2 separate regions of the Homo sapiens genome follow, and region 1 is linked to region 2. A link is a contact called in ENCODE Hi-C or POLR2A ChIA-PET data. All regions are on one chromosome and are shown on one strand. The core of a region is the stretch at or near the end of the contact, and the rest is flanking DNA. Distances in the headings are between cores, read along the strand shown. Region 1 has its middle 46 kb from the start of SAR1B. Region 2 overlaps TCF7 (transcription factor 7).

Region 1 (6,816 bases), core at 2,309-4,808, 440 kb after region 2:
ATATTTTTCATTATTATTATTATTATTATTATTTGAGACAGGATTTCACTCTGTCACCCAGGCTGCAATCTTGATTCACTGCAGCCTTGACATCCCGCGCTCAAGCTGTCTTCCCACCTCAGCCTTCCGTGTAGCTGTGACTACAGGTGCATGCCACCATGCCTGGCTGATTTTGGTAATTTTTGTAGAGACAGGGTTTTCCCATGTTGCCCAGGCTGGTCTCAAACTCCTGGGCCCAAGTGATCCGTCTTCCTCGGCCTCCTGAAGTCCTGGGACTACAGGCGTAAGCCGCCCCTAGCCTCAGGGCAGTATTTCATTTGATCTTCAATATGTTCCCCTGGAATTGAGAGGATGAGGGATGCACCTAAAGTCGAAGATGTGCTAAGAGGTAAAGCTCTGCATCCAAGGCAGGACTGCTGCACTCCCCACCTGCTACAACCACCTGTCTGGGACCGTAGGAAAGTTTGGGAGGAGCCTCCAGGGAGTGTCCCTAGGTCAGTGAAGATTTTTGCTTGAGTTTGTTTTTCATTCATGATTTTCTGAGCACCTACCCTGAGCCAGGCTCTGAAAAGAGTGTGGGGAATATAGCTGCTGTCCTTGCTTGGGGTGGCTCACACAGGCAGTGAGGGAACTGGGAGTTTTCATGGAGGCCTGGGCTGGTCTAGGGGTGAAGGGGTTCAGGAAGGGTTTCTCTGAGGAAGTGACACCATTAATTCATTGATTCATTGATTCATTCAACAAGTAGTCTTGACCGGACACCTCACTGCCAGTGTGCTGGGTTGTATACTGTGCATGTCACCAGGCCCCTGTCCCCCTAGAACCTCCAGACATTGGAGACCTAATGAAAAATAGTTGCTAGCCCAAGGGAAGCTGCATCGGAGAAAGGGATGACGGGCATTCCTCATAGAGGGTTTGGCCTATGCAAAGATGGATCAAGCTATATCGGGAGGGTCTTGAACCTCCTCTGAGGGCTCAGAACAAGGCTGTGAGGGACAGAGGTTACATTAAGACTCAAAGCATCTTAGCTTCTGGGGCCACTGACTTAGTTGTTTGCCACAGAGAATTGACCCATTTCCTCTCCAGAGCAGTAGACGGTAGGTTCCCAAGGGTGCCTCCAGATCCAATGTTCTGAGTCCACAATGCACAAGGTATTGGAAGTAAATTTGGGGTGGAGTGTGTGTGTGCCCAAAATGCCCGTGGAGGGAGGTCTCCCTGTTAGGGCACCTGGGAACCTGGAAAAACAGGCTGTGGATGTTCTCTCAGCCCCAGCTCCAGCAGCTCAGCTGTGAATGGGAAGAGCTCAGCGTCCTCAACTGTGGAATCAGCATGGGATGCTGGCAGGAAATCAGCCCTGGGGCTGAGGGGGTATCTGGGTGGCCAGCCCACCTGGCCATGGTAAGAAACTGTCAGCCCCATGGCCCAGCTGCCGTGGACTTGGCACCACAGCTTCTCCCTCCTCCTGCAGCCAGCCCAAAGCAGGACCACAGTGATCCAGAAGAATGACTCAGGCTTGCCCCTCACTCTAAAACCACACCTGTGTCGGCTGGGCCAGGTGGCTTATACCTGTAATGCCAGCACTTTGGGAGGCCAAGACAGGTGGATCATTTGAGGTCAGGAGTTTGAGACCATCCTGGCCAACCTGGTGAAACCTCATCTCTACTAAAAACACAAAAAATTAGCCAGGTGTGGGGATGCACACCTGTAATCCCAGCTACAGGGACTAAAGGGAGGTTGAGGCAGGAGAATTGCTTGAACCCGGGAGGCAGAGGTTGCAGTGAGCCAAGATCATGCCACTGCACTCCAGCCTGGGAGACAGCGCAAGAGTCTGTCTTTAAAAAAAACAAAAATAAAAACAAACAAAATAAATAAATAAAACCTCACCTGTGAACCTAACCCAGCTGATAAATGTAGGGCAGGGGGATTCAGGGTACATGTTGGTCTGTTCTTTAGAAATATAGTGCAAGTCACATTTGAAATTCTAGTAGCCCCATTTTTAAAAAGTGAAAAACAGGGCCAGGTATGGTGGCTAATGCCTGTAATCCCAGCACTTTGGAAGGCCGAGGCAGGAGGATTGCTTGAACCCAGGAGTTCGAGACCAGCCTAGACAACATGGCAAGACCCCATCTCTACAAAAAAAAAAATTTTAATTGGCTGGGCATGGTGGCGCACACTTTTAGTCCTAGGTACTCGGGTGGCTGAGGTGGGAGGATTGCTTGAGCTTGGGAGGTTGAGGCTGCAGTGAGCCATGATAGCACCACTACACTATAGCCTGGGCGACAGAGTGAGACTCTGTTTCAAAAAACAAACAAACAAAAACAGATATAGGGAATTTTAATAATATATTTTATTTAACCCATTACATCCAAATGTCTTTAAACATGTAATCAATGTAAAATAACTATTAATGAGAGATTTTGCATTCTTTTCACAATCCAGGGTGTATTTTACACTTACAGCACATCTCAATTCAGACTAGCCACATTTCAAGTGCTCAAAGCCACATGTGGCTAGTAGCTACCCTGTTGGGCAGCAGAGCCCTAGAGACCCTCAGCCTTCCCTTGAGTTGCCCAGGAGTCATCCAGGCTCCTATGGAGTGAGAGACAGATAGCCATGAGGAACCCCTGACCCCCTTCCCCAAGGGAAGGCAGGAGGTTGAGGACCACCAGGCCTGGCCCTGCATTCCCAGCCCTGGTCCCTCTGGGATCCTCTCTGCACCAGCCTACATGGCTGCTTGAGGGTGGGAGTCTCACATTTGATTAGCACTCCTAGGCTTCTCCCCTGGAGTTGGCTATCCCTGCCCGCTGAGAGCCCCTGAGTGTGGGACTGGAGGAGGATGGCACTGACCTGGTCGCAGCTCCCTCATGGTGGGCCAGTCCTCTTGCCACCAGGACTCACAGCTGATGGCATAGGGATCTGATGGGAGGCTGGGGGTGGTCTTGGGGACTACCTTTGTTTTTGTTTTTGTTTTTTTGAGACGGAGTCTCACTCTGTTGGCCAGCCTGGAGTGCAGTGGCGCGATCCCTCCTCACTACAACCTCTGCCTCCCGGGATCAAGCGATTCTCCTGCCTCAGCCTCCCAAGTAGCTGGGACTACAGGCACTCGCCACCACGTCTGGCTCATTTTTTGTATTTTTAGTAGAAACGGGGTCTCACCAGGCTGCCCAGGCTGGTCTCGATTTCCTGACCTCGTGATCTGTCTGACTCGGCCTCCCAAAGTGCTGGGATTACAGGTGTGAACCACTGCGCCCAGCCTAGGGAACCACCTTTCATTCATGCAGATATTGAGATATTGATTCAGCACTCACTGAGAATCTGCTGCAGGGCCCTGAGGACACTGTGGGGACAACACGCCCCTTCCAGAGACCAGGCCAAAGTGGGAGACAGACTTTAAGTAGATAATCACAAATCAGTGTGCAGTGACACACTGAGACTGTGCTGCTAGTGAGAGAGTATTAATCTGTGGGGTGAGGAAAGTCTCCATTGCCCTCTCTGAATTCCCTTAGTCGCTCCAAACTCCTGCAAGATAGGGTCTGGGGCGCCCCCTGCTGCCCGCTAGGCCCTAGCCCTGGCAACTCCCACCGCGGGTGGCAAGGCCCACAGGGCCAGGGCCAACCCCTCATTTCCAGGTTGCAGAGCTCCAGCCTCCCCCTCCTCTGTCCCTGCTGAGGCTCCTGCACTCCAGCACCTCCTGCTGCATGCCCCCTTGCCAGCCAGGGCAGAGTAGAGTCTTCTCTATCAGGCTTCAGTGACAGGGTGGTTGTTAAGGGACGAGGCGCCTCTTGGGAGAATAAACTATTGGCTGAGGTCCGCTGGGTGCCCAGTCCCGGGTTGGATGGGTGGCTAAGGAGACCCAGACCCTGCCAAAGAAAGGAAGGAAGTTCACAGCAGAGTGGAGAGAGAGAGAGCACTTGGTCCTTCTAGAGCTGGCCTCAGTCCTCCTTGCAGCCTCCGACTGTGTTCAGAGCGGCCAGAGGAGGCAGCAAAGGCATCTTTTCTTGGCGATGAAAGCTTCAGGACTCACATAGGCACCTCTGGCCCATGCTGGAAATGCAGGTAGCTCCAAGTGGCCTCGCAACTACCCTGTCTCAAAAAAAAAAAAAAAAAAAAAAAAAAAAAAAAAGAAAAGAAAATTAAAATAAAAATAATGAATAAAAAAGAGGAGGGCCGGGCGCGGTGGCTCACACCTGTAATCCCAGCACTTTGGGAGGCCGAGGCAAGCGGATCACAAGGTCAAGAGTTTGAGACCAGCCTGGCCAACATGGTGAAACCCCGTCTCCACTAAAAATACAAAAATCAGCCAGGCATGGTGGCGGGCACCTGTAATCCCAGCTACTCAGGAGGCTGAGGCAGGAGAATCCCTTGAACCCAGGAAGCAGAGGTTGCAGTGAGCCGAGATGGTGCCATCACACTCCAGCCTGGGTGACAGAGCAAGACTCCATCTGAAAAAAAAAGGAGATTGGCCAGGAGTGGTGGCTCATGTCTGTAATACCAGTGCTTTAGGAAGCTGAATTGGGAAGATCGCTTGAGCCCATGAGTTCAGGCCCAGCCTGAGCAACATAGTGAGACCTCATCTCTACTGCAAAAAAAAAAAAAAAAAAAAAAAAAAAAAAAAAAGAGACAGGGTCTCACTCTTTGAGATAGGGTCTCACTCTGCTGCCTAGGCTAGAGCACAGTGGTGCAATCACAGCTCACTGTAGCCTTCAACTCCTGGGCTCAAGTGATCCTCCCACCTCAGCCCTTGGTCTCTCAAAGCTCTGGGATTACAGGCATGAACCACCATACCTGTCTGAAGAAAATTTTTTTAGAGAGATAATAAAATATGGACTTCAAGGCAGCCTTTTGAGTTCAGATGGACTCCCTGCCAAGAGTCAAAGGGAGGGAAGAAAGGATGGGGTTTCAGTCAAGCAGGTGGCTTAAGGGCAAGCTCATCGTAGCAGAGTATTGCTTGGCCCCCAGTACTCCAAGCCAGGCCTGAGCTCAGAAGCATCCGCACCAGCCCATTCTGAGGAAACATGGGTAGGGATACAGGGTCCCCATTTGCTGGCTGGAGAGATTTTCAGTGGGTAGGAGGGAGGCTGTCAGATTTAGCAAATAAAAATATAGGGCATGTAGTTACATTCAAATTTCAGAGAGTAGTTCCTCAGTACATTTTCCAAATATTGCATCCTGTATTTTCCCTGGCATTCCTAGTGGGAAGCCTCAGGTCCCTCTTTCCACTGTGTTCCAGGCAGGGGGCTGAGGCAGGAGCATGGTTTTCCATGTTTTATACACTGTGGCAAATCCTAAACTATCCCAACAACCCCAACATGATGACACCTACAGTGTGAGAACAATGGAAAATGGGCTGCAGCCAGTGACCCAGGACACAGCTGGGCCTGTCTTAACTCAGCCACAGCCTCCCTTATACCTGACATTCCAATCCAATGCTGAACAGAAGCTCCGTAGTGTCCTTGAAGGACCTCTGCTCCCCAGAGCTCACAAGCCCATTTATTTGCTGTCTCAGCTCAACATCTAAAGAGTTCAGATTGGTGGGAGCACTGTTCACAATAGCCAAGAGGTAGGAGCAACCTAAATATCCATTGACAGATGAATGGATAAAGAAAATGTATACACATACAATGGAATATTATTCAGCCTTAAAAAAGAAGGAAATCCTGTCCTGTGCTACAGCATGGATCAACCTGCAGGAAATTATGCTAAGCAAAATAAGCCAGTCAAAAAAAGTCAAATGCTGTATGATTCCACTTATAGGAGGTACTTAGAGTAGTCAAAATCATAGAGCAGAAAGTAGAAAGGTAGTTGCCAGGGGCTGGGGGGAGGAGGAAGAGAATTGATTAGGAGGCACAGAGTCAGGACGGGAGGGTGGTTCCAGGGCTCTGCTGCCCATCAATGGCATGTGGTTGACAATATTGTACTTTACACTTGGAAATTGTTGGGAGGGTGAATTTATTTTTTTATTTTTGAGACAGGGTCTCACTCTGTCACCCAGGCTGGAGTACAGTGGCACGATCTTGGTTTGCTGCAACCTCTGCATGCCCCCAGGCTCAAGTGCTCCTCCCACCTCAGCCTCCCGAATAGCTAGGACCACAGGCACACACTATCATGACCAGCTGTTTTTGTTGTGTTTTGTTTTGTTTTGTTTTCTCTAGTAGAGCCAGGGTCTCGCCAAGTTGCTCAAGCTGGTCTCAAACCTCTGAGCTCGAGGAATCTCAAAGTGCTGGATTACACGTACCTAGCCCGGGAGAGTGAATTTTGTGTTTTTGGGGTTTTTGTTTGTTTGTTTTGCTGCAGTTTAAGAAAAAAATGATACTGTAGAAAAAAAAAAAAACCTGCTACATGTAATACCACCCAACTGCTTTGTTGCAACAAACATAATGTAAAGCAAAAGAAACCATTTTATTTTACTTCTGGGGAATTTTTTTTTTTAAGATAGTTTCACTCTGTCACCCAGGCTAGAGTGCAGTGGCACGATCTTGGCTCACTGTAACCTCCACCTCCTGGGTTCAAGCAATTCTTGTGCCTCAGCCCCTCAAGTAGCTGGCATTATGGCACTCACAACGAGCTAATTTTTGTATTTTTAGTAGAGACAGGGTTTCGCCACATTGGCCAGGCTGGTCTCAAACTCTGGCCTCAAGTGATCCGCCTGCCTCAGCCTCCCAAAGTGCTGGGATTACAGGCGTGAGCCACCGTGCCCGGCCATCAGAAGAAACCATTTTAAAACAGTTTTTTTTTAAAAAGAGTTCATGTTGGGCCTCTGCTTTTCCTAGAGCACCATCCGTGACTCCCCTAAGTCCCCCAACTCAAACTCAAACTCAA
Region 2 (7,021 bases), core at 2,470-4,969:
AGGAGCTGCAGCCCTTCGACCGCAACCTGTGAGTGAAAAGACAATGATGGCAGGGGGTGTGTCAGTCAGGATACACATGCCTCCCCACCAGGCCTGAGGACTGCCACGAGGTCCCTGCCTAAGCTGTTTCGTGCCTCTGGCTATGTTTTTGATCCTCAGAAGTAGGAGGGGGTGGGTGGGATGGGGAACAAGGATTTTTCTGAGCCAACAGAGGAGGGGCTCAGAAGTCCTTAACACATGCTTTTCCCACTTGTCTGTAGTGTTCCTATAAGGAACAGTTACTTAGCTGTCTGCTCACCCATTTGGGGGCAGCTAGGAAAGATTCCACTTAGAAAACTCTGGTATCATACACTTAGGCACACTCTAGGCCCACGCTAGAGGAGGAGGCTGCAATTAGGTGGGCACTCGGGGGGCTCCTGAACAATCTGGATTTGTGCCCCTCAGGAAGACACAAGCAGAGTCCAAGGCAGAGAAGGAGGCCAAGAAGCCAACCATCAAGAAGCCCCTCAATGCCTTCATGCTGTACATGAAGGAGATGAGAGCCAAGGTCATTGCAGAGTGCACACTTAAGGAGAGCGCTGCCATCAACCAGATCCTGGGCCGCAGGGTGAGACCATGGGCAGGTGGGCTGGCAGGGATGCTCCCCGACCATCTTCAGCCTGGTGCAGCCTGCTGACTCCCTGATGCACCCCACCTGCCCCTCTTCCCTGTTGCAGTGGCACGCGCTGTCGCGAGAAGAGCAGGCCAAGTACTATGAGCTGGCCCGCAAGGAGAGGCAGCTGCACATGCAGCTATACCCAGGCTGGTCAGCGCGGGACAACTACGTGAGTGCCTAGTGACACACAGCAGGGGTGGGCAGGGGACCCTTTGAGATACCATGCCCCAGGCCACAATCTCAGTAAGGAACGCAGAACTACTGTCCTGAAGGCACCGATGAGGAAGGGCACGGAGGGTCCAAGGCCTCCCATGGCTGCCTCAGAAGAGGACAAGCCCACATCCTATTCTCCACTCCAGAATATGCTCACACATGAGCTGTTACCCAACATTTGATTGGGCCACATGGGCAGAAGGGGAGAAAGGGGTCTGGAAGTCACCTCCTTCCATTCAAACTGGAGACCAGATTGGGGTGAGGGAAGAGCTTCTAAATGCACTCCATAGCAGCCTAGCAAGACCAGCAATCAAGAAACACCAGCACCCCAAGGTAGGAGGGGCCTGTACGCCCAGAATCCCAGGGTTACCCAAGCTAGGCAGCAGGCTGTGGGTATCCCAATGTCTGCCTCCCAGATCTGAGCATCCCTCCTTTTGTTCCCTGCAGGGGAAGAAGAAGAGGCGGTCGAGGGAAAAGCACCAAGAATCCACCACAGGTGAGACCTTCTCTCAGCAGCAGTGGAGGCTCCTCTCCATGTCCCCATTTCAAGAGCAGCCCTCCTCTGACCCAAAGGGAGGAACGCGGTACCCAGCTAGGAGCCTTCAGGGCCTGGGGCCTATGAAAACAAGGCCTGCATCTCACAAGTCAAATTCCCATGCAAGAAACAGCTATATTATACTAAGTCCCAGGGAAACCCAGCAGAACTGGCTTCTGCTGGGTAGAATTGGAGTAGATGGTGCGTTCCTCTGCCTTGCACCCACTACCTTTGCTAGCTCCACTCACCAGAGAAACCAGCAAAGAACTGACTGTATGGTTTGATGCTTAGCCCAAACAATGTCCTGGCTAGTTCTGCTGAGACTGGGAGAGGCTGAGCTAGGCCCCATGACTAGGCCCAGTAGACACACAGCCTACTGGCTGGAGCCTGGCAATTTATCACCCCCACTTCAACATTTTTCATGGCAGTGCAAAGTGCTCTATGTAGAGAAGCCCACACCCTGCTGCAGGCCTCCTTCCTAAGGGTGAATTCCTGCCTCTCTGGTAACTGAGACTCCACATCCCTGACCACCTCAGCCGTGCTGTCCCCACACAGGGAAGCTGGAGGCTAGGACTGGGACAGAGCAGGGCAGAGTTCCTAGCCCTTTTTCCAAGGCAAAGAATAGGCCCTTCCTTCCATCTGCAAGTGTGTAGAACAGCATAAGGTATAGCCTTCAGCCTTATCCCTTGAAGGAATGTAGGTCAAGAATGAAGAAAAACTGGATAAAATGGGTAGGGAGTTGGGGAGGAGGTGGGTGGCCCTAGGGCATAAAAGGCTGGATCTCCATGGTCTTCCTTGGGCCCCTCTGCAGCCTCCATGCTGCAAGGGCCCCACAAGCCACAGAGATGAGCCAGATTGACAGGACTCCCTCCCTCCCATTCTTCCCACTGCCTCTACTGCGTACCTGGGTGCCCACCTTTCCTGATATCTTGGCTCTGGGCTCTTGGGCTCCCACTGGGGCTGGCTGTGCCATGGAGAGGCCCACTCTGCCTATGGGGGCTGTAGGGTGTCTATAACTGGCTAACACTGATGTTACCTCTTCTTTCTGGGCCCTGCTCTGCCCCGCTGCCTGCTCGCCCTCTGCCCTGCTCTACCCCTCTGGCATGGCTGTGAGCAGACCCTGGCTCGCCTAAGAAATGCCGTGCTCGCTTTGGCCTCAACCAGCAGACGGATTGGTGTGGTCCGTGCAGGTGGGTTTGTCCCCACCATCGTTCTCCCTTTGCTTTAAGCTGCTTCCCTGACTCTGCACATGTTCCACTGGGCCTGCAGCCCACTCCTTTGGCCCCTCAGCCCACTAGCATACTCAGCAGATTGGGAGCCCAGGCCTCCTGAGAATAGTAGTAAATACTGAACACAGCGCGTGGAGAAGACCACTTGGGTCTAAGTGCAGGAGGATTGGAGAGAAAGACACAGAATGTTCCAGAAAGGAAGGACAGACTCAAGAAGGCAGCTCTGATGCCAGTGGGCCTAGCAGGTCCTCAGCAAACAGACAGCTCAGCCACCACTAAGGGGGCCTGGAGCCCATTCTACCAGGCCTCAAAGTCATTATGGCCCATGGGCTCCCTCACTTCCTCTTCAAGATGGGATCCCTGCCTGTACCATCCTGAGCCCTTAATCTGAAAAAGCAAGGTGACAACAACACAGAACCATCTGGTTGCCAGGTAGCCTTATGACTTGCTATCTTGTACCTACTGATACCAAAGGGCTGGAGAGGCTGGGGGAGAGGACCCAGGGGGTACCCTGGGCTGTCTGAGGGAAAGGGCTCATGTGTTTCACCATACAACAGAGAAATACTTGTGGGTGTGACAAGGTTTACCCAACAAGTGGTTAAAGTTTCCTCAGTCAGTTTCAGGCCAGGCCTGGCAGGGCTAAGATAGAGGGTACTCCAGGCAGTAAGGCCACTGGCTCTAAGGAACACTTGTCCAGCCTCTCAGTGTACCCACCACACTCCCTGTCCAAGGGCAAGGAGGAGTTTGGGGTGTGTCTGTGTATCCACATACATATGCACGGTGGGAAACAACCCTGTCTTCAGGGGAAGTTCTATTCCATTCATTCCATCAGAGACAAACTGGCCCAGAGAACTCAAGGATGGTAATGGACAAGAGTCACTGTCCATGTCTTCTTCCTCTAGCCCAGCTTGAGGACTGGGATGGCTGGGCAAGGAAGCCATAGGCATTGCGGCCCCTTGCCTTGGTGCAGATGTGAGTCCCACAAACACATCTGGAGAAGCTCAAAGGCCGGGACTGGGAGATGACTCCCTTGGAAGACAGGAGAGATGACTCCCTTGGAAGACAGATGACAGCCCATAGGCCTAGTGACAAAAGGCCCCTTTGCCACCTTGTGGCTGTTCTGGGAACTGCACCTGTCCTAGGTCTGGGCCAGACCAAGCAGAATGGCAGTCTGAGGACACTGACTTACCACCCAAGTCCCAGGAAGAGAGGACAAGGAATCAGCCAGGCCTGTGCAAAGGCAGCATTTTTTGGTTGTGGTGTATGACTATGAATTCACCCTCTGTTTACAGATAACTCTCTTCACTATTCCTAGGAGGAAAAAGAAATGCATTCGGTACTTACCCGGAGAAGGCCGCTGCCCCAGCCCCGTTCCTTCCGATGACAGTGCTCTAGGCTGCCCCGGGTCCCCAGCTCCCCAGGACTCACCCTCATACCATCTGCTGCCCCGCTTCCCCACAGAACTGCTTACTAGCCCTGCGGAGCCGGCACCTACATCCCCAGGTCTCTCCACTGCTCTCAGCCTCCCAACCCCAGGGCCCCCACAGGCCCCCCGCAGCACCCTGCAGAGCACACAGGTACAGCAACAGGAATCTCAGAGACAGGTGGCCTAGCAGGCACAGGACACCTGGCCGCCTCCAGGAGCCTACCCCCTGAAAGTGACAGAGACCCAGATCTCATGGAAACTGGCCAGGGGTCCTGTTAACGTCATCTCAGGGTCCAGACCCTGAAGATTTCAGAGGCTGCAGGACTTCTGCCTGAACCTGGGGTCATCGATTCAAACTGCTCCAAGTGGTGGGAATCAGATCTGTCTTGATGTGTCATCTAATTAAGGGAATCCCTTGTACCTATGGCTGCCTGCATCTATTCTTTGTACCATCTGTCTTGCCAGCCAGAAGCCTCTGCCTCCCTAGCTTTTCTGCTATAGGTCAGAGATGGGCTGAACTGAGCCTAGCTACCTTCTCTACCCATCTCCCCCATCCCCCACTGCCACACCCTCCCCATTCAGACACTTCATGGACCAAGAATGAGCTGGTTTGTCAAACAACATGTGAGCATGGTCACAAGCACAAAGCTCAAGATGACAGCTCTTCTAAGGAAATGGAGAAGCTCTGTTTATAAAAACAAAAACAAAACCAGCTGCTACTCATAAGTTGGACCAGAGGAAGCCCCTTACTATGATCTCAGGAGCTTGCAAGAAGCAGGAAGGGGAATGGAATAGGTTAAGTTTAGGCCTATCAACCTAAGCAACAGAAATAATCTGACACTACCTTATCAGGCAAATTGGGGAGGGGAGGGTGTATCTAGCTCTAGTTCAAATTATTTGGAAGTGTTCCCTGAGAAACCCACCAGCCTAAGAAGCTCTGGCCCCAGGCTTGTCACTAGCAGCTGCAGTCAACAGTTCAAAGAAGTCATGGCCCAAATCCAGTGTGCACCCCTCCCCATTCACAGAGCCTTTTTCACAATTCCATTTCCAGTTCATCTATGGCAGTCCAGCCAGCTCCTGGGCAGCTTGAGAGGGCAAACCCAAAACCTCATGACAGCCAGAGCCTGTCTTTCAGCATTCAGTCCGCCTGGCCGGCTCCAGTTTCCCCATGGGGCTGCGGGACAGAGGACCATTACAACTAGATCAAGGAGCCCAGAAAACCTCCAGTAGTGGACAACAGGTTTTCACCATAGCCTACGTTAACCCATTTTTGAGCCAAGCTTCAACCCTCAGCCTTGAAAAACAAGTCTTTAATTTAATTTTTGTTTTTTGCCTAAATCCAAAGAAAAAGGGCTGCCGGGCCAGGCGCGGTGGCTCACGCCTGTAATCCCAGCACTTTGGCAGGCCGAGGCAGGTGGATCACCTGACGTCAGTAGTTTGAGACCAGCCTGGCCAACATGGTGAAACCCTGTATCTACTAAAAATACAAAAATTAGCCGGACGTGGTGGTGCGCGCATGTAATCCCAGCTACTCGGGAGGCTGAGGCGGAAGAATCACTTGAACCCGGGAGGCGGAGGTTCCAGTGAGCCGAGATGGCGCTATTGCACTCCAGTCTGGGTAACAGGGAGACTGCATCTCAAAAAAAAAAAAAAAAAAAAAAAAGGGCTGTCCATGTATTCACACACCCCTCAAAAAAAGCCTTTAGTTCCTACTTTAGCCACTGGTTTCTCAGAATCCAAAGATCACATATTCTAGTGTAACACTGCAAGAAGTCTTGAGAAAAAGATTATTGTAGTGTTCAAAATATTTTTGTATTGTTAATGCATCATCATAGAAAAACTTTTAAACATGAGAATAAAGATACTTTTTACTGGGTTTGTTTTTCAAAGCCTGACCCTGAGGAATAAGCTGTTTCAGTAACAGAGCATGATATTCTTTCCTTTCCTTCTCCACAGTCAGGAAACTTGGAGTTTGTTTCCTATGGTACATATGTTCCCAAACCTCCAGCCTGTAGAAACCAGGGATTACACTTGTCATCTCCCCTAAAGGGGTGTGGGCCCTGCCTGCCTCACCTGAGAGCTATGCCTATACTCCCATTCCAAGCTTTGCTCTTAACCCCACAATGATGCAGGCCAGCCTGCTCCCCAGTGCTCATATAAGAATAAATGAGTTGCCAACTGCCGTCCATAAAGGCTGACAAGACAATTCAACCTGAAATAGGTACACATGACCACTAGGCTCCATTTTCCTCTGAGGGCAGAGAGAAAAGAAAACATTCCACAAGTGCATATCCTATTTCAAGGAAAACAAGAGCAAACGAGTCTTTTATAACCTATTAGCACCACAAAATCCTAAAGGAGGATTTTTTAATAGCACCCCTTCCTCCCAAAGACTGCATCTTTTTTTTTAATTATTATTATTATACTTTACGTTTTAGGGTACATGTGCACAATGCGCAGGTTAGTTACATATGTATACATGTGCCGTGCTGGTGCGCTGCACCCAAAGACTGCATCTGTTAAGACGCAAAGTATTTTTCATATTTTCACACAAGCCTTCAAGTTTGATAAATCTATTACCCACTTTTTAAAAAGTTACATACGCTGTTGGTGGACACGACAGCCACCATATCCACTTTATTTTTAGATTATTTGTATACATTTAGGGGGTACAAATGCAGCTGTGTTACATGAATATATTGTGTAGCGGTGAGGTCCGGGCTATTTTTAGATTATTTGTATACATTTAGGGGGTACAAGTGCAGCTGTGTTACATGAACATACTGGGTAGCGGTGAGGTCCGGGCTTTTAGTGTGCCTCTCACCCAAACAGTGTACTGTGCACGTAAGTAGTGTACATTGTACTCAACAGGTAGGATTTCATACCTCATCCCCCTTTCATCTCCCACCTTTTGAAGTCTCCAATGTCTATTATTCCATTCCGTATCCATATACCATGTGTAC

Evidence for each region. Hi-C counts contacts between places; a loop is a spot of excess contacts on that map. ChIA-PET counts read pairs that join two places held with the same protein, here RNA polymerase II (POLR2A). Pooled maps may share reads with other maps.
Region 1: a loop to region 2 is called in a pooled map, with 2.2 times the contacts of the local background. The contact joins two enhancer-like sites. A Hi-C loop is called at or near these places in 1 of 50 pooled maps. POLR2A ChIA-PET finds 5 or more read pairs at or near these places in 6 of 52 experiments (GM12878, K562, T-cell and 3 more).

What each region holds. Positions count from the first base shown.
Region 1 is chr5:134,583,418-134,590,233 of GRCh38, forward strand. No RefSeq gene overlaps it. Among named protein-coding and RNA genes, the nearest start is that of SAR1B, 46 kb to the right of the region's middle. Within about 2 kb of position 3,559, at least 8 of the 41 ENCODE cell types and tissues checked have a DNase peak (open chromatin) inside an H3K27ac peak, as active enhancers do.
Region 2 is chr5:134,142,277-134,149,297 of GRCh38, forward strand. It overlaps TCF7 (transcription factor 7), which reads left to right. Exons shown (of 10, transcript NM_003202.5): 6 at 1-28; 7 at 445-607; 8 at 717-824; 9 at 1,316-1,364; 10 at 3,948-5,934. The coding sequence ends at 4,027. SKP1 (S-phase kinase associated protein 1) reads right to left here. Exons shown (of 6, transcript NM_170679.3): 6 at 6,659-7,021. Among named protein-coding and RNA genes, the nearest start is that of TCF7, 31 kb to the left of the region's middle. RefSeq lists enhancers at 3,460-3,539, 3,650-3,699. Within about 2 kb of position 3,720, at least 2 of the 41 ENCODE cell types and tissues checked have a DNase peak (open chromatin) inside an H3K27ac peak, as active enhancers do.